Linked DNA regions of Homo sapiens: region 1 is linked to region 2. Evidence: chromatin loops called from intact Hi-C (ENCODE). Cell type or tissue: B cell. All regions are shown on one strand. Each heading gives the region's core, and the rest is flanking DNA. Links, peaks and the distances in the headings are about the cores only. Region 1 holds the start of MIR10399 (microRNA 10399). Region 2 overlaps ZC3HAV1 (zinc finger CCCH-type containing, antiviral 1).

Evidence for each region. Hi-C counts contacts between places; a loop is a spot of excess contacts. Peaks named below come from ENCODE experiments on the same cell type or tissue, not always from the same donor. Only the 100,000 strongest peaks of a DNase experiment are listed, where the experiment ranks them.
Region 1: it touches region 2 in a loop (2.6-fold over the local background); 4 of 110 quality-filtered maps call a loop at or near these places.

What each region holds. Positions count from the first base shown.
Region 1 is chr7:139,043,601-139,046,501 of GRCh38, reverse strand. ZC3HAV1 (zinc finger CCCH-type containing, antiviral 1) reads left to right here. Exons shown (of 13, transcript NM_020119.4): 13 at 1-2,901. MIR10399 (microRNA 10399) reads left to right here and starts at 2,345; the gene lies at 2,345-2,402. In B cell, for the core only: no CTCF peak of the experiment used is centred there; a DNase peak (open chromatin) is centred at 1,171; H3K27ac peaks cover 1,898 bases.
Region 2 is chr7:139,094,180-139,097,098 of GRCh38, reverse strand. All of the region lies in intron 1 of ZC3HAV1 (zinc finger CCCH-type containing, antiviral 1), which reads left to right. Among named protein-coding and RNA genes, the nearest start is that of ZC3HAV1, 14 kb to the left of the region's middle. In B cell, for the core only: a CTCF peak has its summit at 1,753; a DNase peak (open chromatin) is centred at 1,678; H3K4me3 peaks cover 1,640 bases; H3K27ac peaks cover 2,500 bases.

The DNA of each region.
Region 1 (2,901 bases), core at 1-2,500, 50 kb after region 2:
TTTATGTTCTAATTAATATGATTACAGAGAAGGCTTTTTCTCAGGTCAGGCTTTTCATGAAAGTATTTTGAGAACAATGAATTGCAATAACCAGCTTCACACAAGCATAACTGATAAACGCGAGTGCTATTGTAGTCTTGGCAAGTGAGCCAAGAACCTAGGAGCAGGGCCATTCCTACTGAAGGACGGGCCCCCTACGGAGATGAAATTTGTTTCCTGGTGAGCACAGAATCAGAACAAAGAACAATATCCCAAAGAGGCCCTGTGTCTACCAGGAGCTTCTTTTTCCAAATGTAATGGATTATGTGGAATTGTAGTGCCATCGGTTTTTACTTAGAGCCCTTGACGTGCTTGGACCAATATTTCCTTCCTTCTTATGAACCAGGTTTTTCCTTCTGATTTTCCCTTTTCAACATTCCTTACCAGTCACCAAAGTTTCCTGTTATAATTTCTTTTAGCAGACAAGTTATAAGTCAGATTTAATTAGCATCAGAGTTGATTTTATATTAGTCAGATTTTGGATCATCACAGAGATCTCCACAACTCCTTGGCTTAAACAGCTCCACCGGTAAAAAAAAAAAAAAAAAAAAAAAAAAAAAATAGTTTTTTTAGAGTAGAGTTATTTTCTGGGAGAGTTACTACAAATGCTTATTCTCATTGACTTATTTCTTTCATGGTAACTTTCGTTTTGGAGTGTTCATTTTCTGAACTTGACCCTCACATTGTAGGGGTGCAGTTTGTCCAACTCTTTCCAACAGCCCATTAGACACCACTAGCTGGATATTTCACAGGCATCTTTGATTCAATATGTCCAAAGTGGAACTCTCCATCTACCTCCCTCACATGAACCTGTTCCTCTCTCAGGATCTGTATGTAAGTGAAAAGCATCACCATCTACCCATTGGCTCAAGCAGAAATCTGGAAGTCATCTTTGACTCCTTCCTCTCCCTCCTGATAAACATCTAAGCAGTTTCTAAGTCTAGTTTTACCTCTTAAATATCTCTGTTCCCTTCTAAGTTGTTTGCTGTGTTTTCTTCAGAGCAAGAAGGTTATATTTTTTAAAATTTACTTAGTAATGCACATTCAAAACACACATCAAGTCTTCAGGATAAAGTTCAAAACCGCTGTCATGGCCCCATGTGATCTCTCCCTCCCCTACCCCTCTATCATTTAGTTTCTTCTGCGCAAGCCACTCTGGCTTCCTTTCAGTTTTGTGGTTCCCATTTTTAGCTAGTTCAGTGGTTTTCAATGGGCATTTCTGCCTTTTTTTTTCTAAACGACAAATAGAAATACATCTTCTTTATTATCCTCCAAATCCAATTCAGAGGTAATATGCTCCACCTACACACAATTTTAGAAATAAATTAAAAATTAAATAAAACTAATATGAACATAAAGAGGAAATAAAAGGTACCTAACTTGGGCACAGCTGTAACTGAAGACCTAATGAAGTAGTCAGATGCTTACAACTATTTATAATGCATCAATTTGAACTTAGAAGGTAGGAGATCAGATCATATGTGGGAAAATGTAAAAGCAGGGATATCAGTGGGCATTAGAATAAAAACTAGGGATACAATAACTTCTTTGCATATGACAATACTTATTTGTATATAAGAGAAAGAACGAAATAACCTTTATTGAAATAAAGATACTATGCAAGAAAATGTACAGTTGTCGAAGTGGAGAAAATGAGGATATATTCTTGCAGACGAGCTATAGGTCATACATGAATGTCTAGTGAGACATTCAAAATTCGTATAGGGTGCAGAGTAATTTCTTATTGTGAGGAACTGTCCAATGTATTGCAAGATGTTCTGCATACTTGGCTCTCACATACTAAATGCTAGTAGCGCCCCCACCCCCACGCCCAGTCACGGTGACAACCACAAACCCTATCAGATCTATTCACCTTTTTCAGAGCAGATATTTTGTAACATTCTCTTTGCTGACCTGAAATGACTCATAGATAATACAATCTACTTACACACATGAATTTCTTAAAAAAATCAATTTAATGCCCTAACTCTCTTATTAAGGAGAAATAGAAAAGAAGAAATTTATAATGAAAAGAAGATGAATTTCATTATGTAAACGCTCAGGCATGACTACGCTGTTTGAAACAGACAGATGTTTACTCTTCCTTGTAATGAGTAGGTTTGGATTTAAGAGCCGATTAGAGGCTACTTCCTGTAAACAAGTACAGGAAAATGAAACTAGACGGGTGGGGGACACTAGAATGAAAACCAGTGTTAGGGTAAAGACAAAACAGACTATGTACATAATCTGTATATGGGAAAAGAAAGAGCGAAATTACCTTACTTAAGGATAATAGGACAAGACAAATTACAGATTGTCTCAGAGAAAACAAATGAGTTACTCTCTCGGACAAGCTGTAGGTCCTACCTAAATGTCCAGCAGGACATTAGACAGTCGTACAGGGTACAGAATAATTCTTCGTTGTGTGGCACTAACCCACACACTGCAGGACATCGTTCTCCCTGGCTGCATCCACTCAGTGCTGGGAGTAGTCCCCAGTTATTATGAAACCACCAATAACCCACTGACCACAGTGAGAACCACTGATTTTTTCCACTGACCTACTGAATATCTAGCATCCTTAGATTGGCTCAACTGTTACTTTCCTAAGGAGTCCTTCTACAGAATAGGTCAGATCTTGGCCTCCCAAACCCCTTATTTTTAAAATACTTTGCGCCTTGCTTTGATAATTTGTATTATGTATCCAAACTGAAATTATCTGCTTTCTGCATTAGAATGTAAGCCCCCTGAGGGTTGAGTCAGTCTGTCTTGTTTGCTGTGCCACGCCTGATGCCCAGCCCAGCAGCATGCTTTGTACACTGATATATTGGGTAAATTTTGTTGAATAAATTAAGCTCAACT
Region 2 (2,919 bases), core at 214-2,713:
TGGCACGATCTCTGCTCACTGCAACCTCTGCCTCCTGGGTTCAAGCAATCCTCCCACCAAGCAATCCTCCCACCTCAGCTCTGAAGTAGCTGGGATTACAGGCCTCTGCCACCATGCCCGGCTAACTTCTTGTATTTTCAATAGAGACATGTTGCCCCGGCTGGTCTTGAATTCCTAAGCTCAAGCTATCCACCCTCCTCAGCCTCCCAAGCTGCTGGGATTACAGATGTAAGCCACTGCGCCCCCAGGATCTGCATTTTTAAATACCACCCTAAAGAATCCATTTGCAGGGGTCAAACCACACTTTCAGAAACATATAATTCCTTGGGGGTACACTTCCTGGAAGACTGCAAATGCAGAGTTTTATGTGGCTTTCGAGTTTGAGGGAGTGAGTAAAAGAAATGAATTTTTTAGTTCTGAATAAATGAAAGATTTTTCTTTAAGTGATCTTTCTCAGAGATTAGGGGTTCTATGACTTTTATGTGACAGACCAAAAGACATAGGAAACTTTTGGCATCCTAGGTACCAAGTCAATAAATATTTATTGAGCACAAACTTTGTGTCACAAATGATAGACAATTCTAGAGGCTTCTACCCCTTCCTTTGTCACTCACAGGATCCTGAAATACTGTCAACCAGTTAATTAATCTCTCTCTGGTTAATATTTGTTAACTTTCAGAGGGACTTATGCTGGGAAGTATTGTGGCGGGTGGTGGGGAGAAGCCAGCCTGTGAGAGGAGAGGGGGCTTGTGTGAACTACTTTCTCTGATCATCAAGATTTTGGTGGTCGGGTACGGTGGCTCACGCCTGTAATCCCAGCACTTTGGGAGGCTGAGACGGGTGGATCACCTGAGGTCAGGAGTTCAAGACCAGCCTGATCAACATGGAGAAACCCCGTCTCTACTAAAAATACAAAATTAGCCGGGAGTGGTGGTGCATGCCTATAATTCCAGCTACTCGGGAGGCTGAGGCAGGAGAATCACTTGAACCCGGGAGGCGGAGGTTGCGGTGAGCTGAGATTGCGCCATTGCACTCCAGCCTGAGCAACAAGACTGGAACTCCGTCTCAAAAAACAAACAAACAAAAAAAAACATTGTAGCAGTAACGCCACCACCTGCGGCCATCTACTCTCCTTTTTCTCAGTCCTGATGTGGACCTAGGGCAATGTTTCTCAAACTTTGCTGCATGTTGGGATCACTTAGGAAATCTTTAAAAAATACTGATGCCCGTCTCCTACCTTCTGATTTAATTAGGGTTTGAATTGGACTTTGGGATTTTGTTTTTTTAAGTCCCTAGATGGTTTTTAATGGGCAACAAGCTTGTGAACCATGAACTTAGGGGACTAGAGAAGTCAAGACTGGAGAGACTGTCCATAATAACAGAAAGATGATATTTTGGTGGCACCGGTGCTGTTTGTCCCACTCTTGGTACAACTGTAGGGTATGTGCGGATTCTTGGCCTCCGGCCTCCCCTATCCTCAGCGGGCCCAGCCTCCTCTGCTCTCCAGTCTTGCAAGGCCCTCGGTGCTTTCCTCTTCCTCCTCGGTGCAGGCTGTGGCTTGCCGTGGCTGCAGCCTTAGGTTCACCATTTTCTGCAGTGAGCTGGGGCTCTCTTTGTGCCTGCTGTGTTCTGGGTAATACAGTTGTGGTTAAAGGAAGCTCATTTTTTTCGGCTCCACCCTCTGTGTCTCCCCACATCCTTCGTTACCCTGCTCATGTGATCTCGTCTGGTCTATTCTGTTTCTCCTCCATCTCACTAGGGGCTCTAGAGGCAGTAAACCATCCCTACCCTCTAATAACACGGCAATTTAATCTTGAATATCAGAAGTACAAATATGGGGAGTAGGAGCCTCGTGGCTTTAAAATAATATCGCGTTAGGGTTGGTTTTGACTGATGACATTTTATTCTTTAGCTCAATGTTCTCTAGATTTTATCTTTCACACATCCTGGTTCCTTTTTTACCTGGCTTATATCATGGTGAGTGATTTCCTGTTTTCTATACAAATCAACGATCTTTTTGTTTTTGCCAACCCTATTAGGTGTTAGGGAGCAGAGGGGATGAAGGAGAGAAGGGAAGGAGTACTTCGATATAATTACTGTCCAAAAAAAAAAAAAAAAGACTCGGGTTACTGTCTCTTTTTGGTCTGACTGTTGAGTTCAGAGCTAGTCCTGTGTTTACCGATTTGTGAAGTGCAAGAGCTCCGAGGTGAACATCCAGTTCAGGAATCTAACTCAGAATCAAATCTGACAAGCGCATCCAGTGATTCTCAGCTCAGACTGCACGTGGGAATCACCCGGGCTCCCACCGCAGTAAGATGAAGCCAGTCTCCAGGGTGTGGCCCAGGGTTAGGTTATTTTCAACACTGCCCAGTTGATCATTATGTGTAGCCAGGAATGAGAATCACTGTGCAGGCTAGTTGTTTAGACTGCACCCGTGGTGAGAGAGAGCGCTTATTGCCTGGGCTAAAATAACATTTTGTTCTGTGGCTGGAAGAGAAAAGTGAAAAGGTCGTTTGTTTTTAGGCTTTTGGCCTGAGCTCCTTAAAGAGAGACAATTCTGCTCCTTTCAAGGATGTCTTTGCTGTTTTTTTTTTTTTTTTTAAGTTATCACCTCCTACTGCAACTCGCCCTCTTTGTTTGAGGTTTATCTGCTCCAAGTGTGGGTAGCATTCTGCAAACGCTTGTTTTGTCCTGGGAAATTCATAATAATTAGTAGGAGAGCTCTTTTTGTACTGGCGAGAGGGGAGTTCCCACAGCTTCTAACCAACCTTCTGTAGGACCTGTTGTCCTTTTTGGGGAGGTGGCCCTGAGCTGCCTATACTCCAAGTATGTTCGTAAAACCAGATTGTTAGACATGCAAATTCTTGGCCTCCAACCCTAGATTTACTGATTCAGACACTCCAGGGTGGGGGCCCAGGA